2 separate regions of the Homo sapiens genome follow, and region 1 is linked to region 2. A link is an interaction called in ENCODE POLR2A ChIA-PET data of the cell type or tissue named here. Cell type or tissue: MCF 10A. All regions are shown on one strand. Links, peaks and the distances in the headings refer to the core of each region. The heading gives the core; the rest is flanking DNA.

What was found. ChIA-PET counts read pairs that join two places held together with the same protein. Peaks named below come from ENCODE experiments on the same cell type or tissue, not always from the same donor. Only the 100,000 strongest peaks of a DNase experiment are listed, where the experiment ranks them.
Region 1: POLR2A ChIA-PET joins it to region 2 with 10 read pairs; 3 of 35 experiments call an interaction of 5 or more read pairs at or near these places.

The regions. Positions count from the first base shown.
Region 1 is chr7:17,407,267-17,410,191 of GRCh38, forward strand. The region is part of intron 1 of LINC02888 (long intergenic non-protein coding RNA 2888); the gene reads left to right. Among named protein-coding and RNA genes, the nearest start is that of LINC02888, 34 kb to the left of the region's middle. In MCF 10A, for the core only: no CTCF peak of the experiment used is centred there; a DNase peak (open chromatin) is centred at 1,425.
Region 2 is chr7:17,488,831-17,491,755 of GRCh38, forward strand. The region is part of intron 1 of LINC02889 (long intergenic non-protein coding RNA 2889); the gene reads right to left. Among named protein-coding and RNA genes, the nearest start is that of LINC02889, 69 kb to the right of the region's middle. In MCF 10A, for the core only: no CTCF peak of the experiment used is centred there; a DNase peak (open chromatin) is centred at 1,381.

The DNA of each region.
Region 1 (2,925 bases), core at 167-2,666, 82 kb before region 2:
GTCAATTTCAGTAGAAACAATAAACAAGAGAATCAGCCCTAGATAATGAACTAGTTACATTTATACTACAAAACTGGTATTTAAAGTTAAAGAAAAAGAATAAAGTTGGAAAAGAAAGTCACATACATGAATGAGGAAGAAGTGACTATAAAGATGACTAGGCAGTTCTAATAAAAACTAAAAATAGGACATTCAGAAATGAAAATTACAGTACTTAAAATTAAAAATTCAATAGGTATACTGCTTAGCCTATTAGACATGACTGAAGATAGAATGACAAACCTAGACTATAAAGCTGAAGTAGTTGGCTCTAACAGAACACAGAGAAACAGAGGGAGTATAAAAGCAGTAGAGAGACATAAAAAATATTTGTAAGATACAACATATATCCAAATCAGAATTCCACAAAGAAATATCAGAGAAATGAAAGAGAGATAATTTCAGAGGGAAAATGTCTGAGCAATTCCAGAATTCCAGATGACATGAATCTTCAGATTTAGAAAGCAAAACAAATCCCAGTCTTCACTGAACTGTAGAACACCAGTGAAAAAGAACTTTTAAAAATCCAGAGAGAAAAACATTGCCTCCAAAGAAATATTTACAGTGATAGCTGAATTCTAAACAACAACAATGGAAACCAGTAAACTGTGAGATCATATTAAATCCATGAAAAAATGCTTATAGCTACATATCTAGAATTGTAAAATTGTATGTCATTTTTAGATTAAAAAAGATCAAGAGAGTCCTCACAAACATCTTTTCCCTACAGGAGCTTCTAAAATATATATTTCAGAAATAAGGAAAATGCTTTCAGAAAAACTGAGTTCAAGAAGAAAGGGTGAGCGAAAATAAAGTGGTAAATGTGAGTAAATCTAAACAAATGTTAAATATAATACTCAATAATAATGTCTAATTTTAGAGTATATTAATTTTTTATTGCTGTGTAACAAAGTACCACAAATTTAGTGGCTTAAAACAATACAAATTTATTGACCTTAAGTTTCCATGTGTCATGAGTCTGGGCACAGTTTAATTGGGTTCCCTGATCTGGTCTCACAGCCTGTGTTCTCACCTGGATGGCCACTGAGGAAGAATCCACTTCCAAGCTCATTCAGGTTGTTAGCAGAATTAATTTCCTTTAAGCTCTACACTGAGGGCCCAGACTTTTTGCTAGCTGTCAGCTGCAGGCAGGCCACCCCATCCCATAGACCTTCTCACAGTATGACAGCTATTTTCTTCAAGCCACCAAAAGGATTTCTCTCCAGGATGTATATGATAAGTAATTATTAAAGTGGCATCCTATCACTTCTATCATATAAAATAACTTAAGGGAGTGATGTCCCATTGTCTTTGCCGTATTTCATTGGTTAGAAGCAGGGCACAGGTTCTGTCCGCACTTAAGCAGAGAAAATTGTGCAAGGGCGTGACTCATAGGAGGTCACTTTAGGGCGTGCTCACCGCAGAGAAATTGGAGAAACAAAAACAAGACTAAGTCAGAAAGGTCATGCTCAGAGTTAAAGCATGCTAAAGTCCTTGTAGGAAGTGCAAATAGACACAGATTAATTATAAACTGTATTAAGCTGGAAAGGAAAGTACAAAATAAGATGGTAGGAATTAATCAAAATACATCAGCAATCTTAAAGACACAAAACATTTTTAAATAAAAGGGTAAAAAAATATATTGTGGCTATATTATTATCAGATAAAATAGACCTTCAAGTAAAAAAGCATAATTCGAGTTAGAGGATGACTACATAATGACAGAGTAACTCTCTAAATTACCATCTACCAAATTTCACAATTCAAAATTGTATATAGTAAATATTAGCAGAGATTCCTGAATCATCGTGTGTGCTTTTGAGACACAGTGCTTGGCAATTCAGAAGTTAAATAGACAAAATCAAAAACGTATCTTCTCACAAAAAAACAGTAATACATAAAAAATGTTAAGACCACAACATACTTGAACTAATTGCTGTACGTAGAATAAAGCATGAAACAATTAGAGACAACAGAATTAAGCACATGTGACACTGACCATATAAGTATATAAGAGCCACATAATAAACTATAAAACTAGTGTTAACCAATATGAAAGAAATATTTCATAATATGTGGGCCACGTTCTCTAATCACAATAAAGTTTAAAACCAGTGATGAAAACATTATGAAAAAGCTCATATATTTAGAAATTTAAAAACAAACTTCTAAATAATACATCAAAATAGCATTCAAATGGATATTAGAAAACGTTAGAACTAAACAATTATGAAAAATTCTATATATCAAAACATGGAATACAGATAAAATAGTGCAGAGAGAAGTTTATAGACTTTCAGAAGGGATGAAAATTAATAAAGTAATCATCAATGATTTAGAATAATATTGAAAAAATAAATCCAGAAAGCAGAAAAAGAAGATAACAAAAATAAAAGCAAAAATTAACAAAACATAAGAATATGGAAAATTAATGAAACTACCTCTGTTCTTTGAAGCAGTTAAAATCTAGATGTCTCTGACAAATTAAGAAAAAAGGGATAGATACAATATCGGCAAATCACAAGAAAACAACTTCAGAAGGACTAGAATGATAGCAGAATGTTATAGACAACTTTTAATTATAATGACAACTTGGATAAAATGGGCACATTTCTAGAAAGTTATATTTTGCAAAAATTGACTTATGAAAGAATTAGAAAACCTGTGCAGTCCTGAATCATTGAAATTAGTTAAACATTGAAGTTAAACTATCTTTTCACATAAAACTGAAGTCCACAGTTTTATAATAAATTCTGCTAAATATATTTAATGAGCAAATATTCCAATTTAACATAAACTCTTCCAGAAAATAAAAAAAAAAAAGACACGTTCCTCTTTAAGTTGTTTAATGAGGCCATGATTGTTATCTTGATTCCAAAATCCAAT
Region 2 (2,925 bases), core at 110-2,609:
TCCCTTTTCTCTAGAATCTAAGTTTCAGGATAATTAATCTGATGAGTTATTTTTCCCAACATGATGCCCTCCTCTCTCTCTGTTAGCTACAGACTCATGGATGTTTTTATCTCTTATTCTGAAAAGAAAATTTGGCCAAATGAGCCAGCAGATAACAACTTGGGAAAGAGGAACTGATATATGCTGACTTACCCTTGGAGAGTATCACGGTGTCAAAAAAAAAAAAAAAAAAATCTGGCTTTAGTGTCAAACAGACTGGAGTTTCTATCTGAGCCCTGCCCTTTGCTTACCCTCTGAGCCTCAGCATTCTTAGGTGTAAAATGGCAATGCAAACACCTATTTCCTCCACTAGCAGGTGTTCTCAATTAACTGCTCTGCATGGGTTGGTCATTCTGGGATTAGTTCCTCTTGTATATGGCCAACAATACAAGTTACATATCCATTCTTCCTTTTTTGCTACCAGAATTCCAGCATTTAGTGAAGGGAGGGAGACAGCAATGTACCCAGTTTAAAAAAACAACATCCTTCATCCTTATTTGCAGCTAGGAATGGCCATATGACATAATTCTGACCAAGAAGACCCAAGATGAATTCAGCTGAGGGTTTCTAGGAAAGTAGTCTTTTCTGTCCCCTTCTTGTTGCTTTCTCCTTTTCTTCCTCCTCTTATTATTATTCCTCTTTCCACTATTGGAATGTGTGAGGCTAGGGGTGGCGTGGCCAAATTGCATCTGTGATGACGAAGGTCCATGCTAAGGATGATGGAACAAGAAGCCTGAGTCCTTGGTAGGGTCCGTAAAGCAGCTGTATCAGCCTTATACTGTCCACCCCTAGACTTGATGCTACTTGACAAAAATAAGCCTCTGTTTAAGCCACTGTTATTGGGTTTCGGAATACATACGACAAAACATAATCTCTAACCAAACTACTGCCCCTGGAACAGAAGTGCTTCATCCCAGCCAGAAGATCACTGGCACTGGCAACATCCAGCCTTTCTAGGTTAAGCCTCTTGTTTTTGTAGCTCTCCTCTTTGCTTGGACTTTTCTAACTTGGATCTGCCCCCTGGAATACTGTGCTGCAAACTGGTTTATTGGGTGATTTTTTTCTACCTGCTGTTTGCCCTAAAAATCTTTGCTCTATTTTTCTTTCTGAACTCACTTATCTTCCTGGTTCTGATGTCATTTTTCTGCCAGAACGAAATGGGTATGTCCCTATAAGGAAGGTCTTCAGAGCTGAGATTAGGGCATGCAGTGAATTGCAAAGGAGTAAAATTTAAGGAGGCACTCACTCGCAGGTCGCAAGTGAAGGGTTGGTGTGTTAAGAAGTTGAGTAAGTACCTACTTAAATTGCCTCACAAGCCTCATCCTATTTGCCCTAGACTGACTGTCCTTTCCCTCTACACCTGTCCAGGCTTGTCCCCACTACCGCCTTCAAGTTCAGTGCCTTTCCAACTGAAGTTTTTTACTACTATCTTTTTGTGAAATCTCTATGATGGATACAGTGTTTATTTAATGTTATGCAATAGAATTGAAAATACCAGAAAGCATCCGACATAGAATACATATCATTACTTTTGTTTCAGCTATACAGATAAGTATGAGGTGTACAAGTGCATTACTAGGTAAAATGTAATACTCTAAATTATAGTTCAATAATTTTTTTCAATTCTTTTTCCTGGCCTATCCTCCGCCTCCATCCAGGTGTCTCACCTTCTACTCACCATACAAGCTATCTACTAAATTTCACCTGAAAACTTAGCTTACATAAGCTTATATAACATTTAGCATATATTAGCTACAATGAGCTTATGTATGTGCTGCTATGTAATGTCCCCAGCCCCCCAAAGTCTAATGTTGTTCAAAATTATGGATTCCTTCATAAAGGTATGGACCAATGTATCACGAGTACTTAACAGCTTATCTTTACTGTTTATATTATAAAAGATTGTTCACCTTCTTATGACAATTAATATTTCCACATGTATTCCTTTGAAGAAGTGGACTTGATAATTTTAGAGTTTTGCTATCACAGTGTAGGTCAAGCCTGTATTTTTATGTTAGGAGCTTTTGGGAACATCAACCTAGATTTTCAAAATTTTCTCTCTGAAAGAGCCACACCTCAAATCTTCTAACGCTTGAGGTTTCTCAGCTCTGCTAGAAAACATAAAAGGTATCTGAAATTCTTAGAAGGACTCAAAGTAACAGGAACCTTGATTTCTACCGTTTAGATTGGCGCTAAAATCTTCACAAGGGCTTATTAGGGCTTACGTTATCTATTCCATTTGAGAAGCTAAGCATCACACAAAGCCAATAAAAAACCTAGGAGACATCTACTGTAATTCTATGTAACGTATGAAACAAATGAAATGTATTATCTGAAGGATACAGACCTTAAGACTACAACCAAGATGAGGAAGAAAAAGTGTATGTAATTGAAAATGCAGCAAATATATCAGAGTTACCCAAATAGCTGATAGAAGGTAAAGTACATCATTGCAAGATGTGGCCTAATTGAGCTAATTTATCACTTTTGCACCTTGGCATACCAAAGGCAATTATGTCCACACAAGTACCAAGGACAAGAAGATGCAAAAATTAAGAGAACATTTTTAAAATTTGGATTTCTGATGCTCGAAGCCCTAATTAAAGTGTTGTCCACTCCCTAAGTAACAAATGCTTGCTGTACCTGGCATATTTTAGGCTCTCAGTGAATGTGTGTAGAAGCAATGAATAAATATTTGAACAAGGATATGTAAATTCAGATACATTTCTCCTTTATTTTTTAAATTTTAGAGACAGGGTGGTCTTGCTATGTTGCCCAGGCTGGTCTTGAACTCCTGGCCTCAAGCAATCCTCCCACTTCAGCCTTTCAAAGTGCTGGGATTATAGGGGTGAGTTACCGCACCTGGCCCAGATACATGTTTGATCC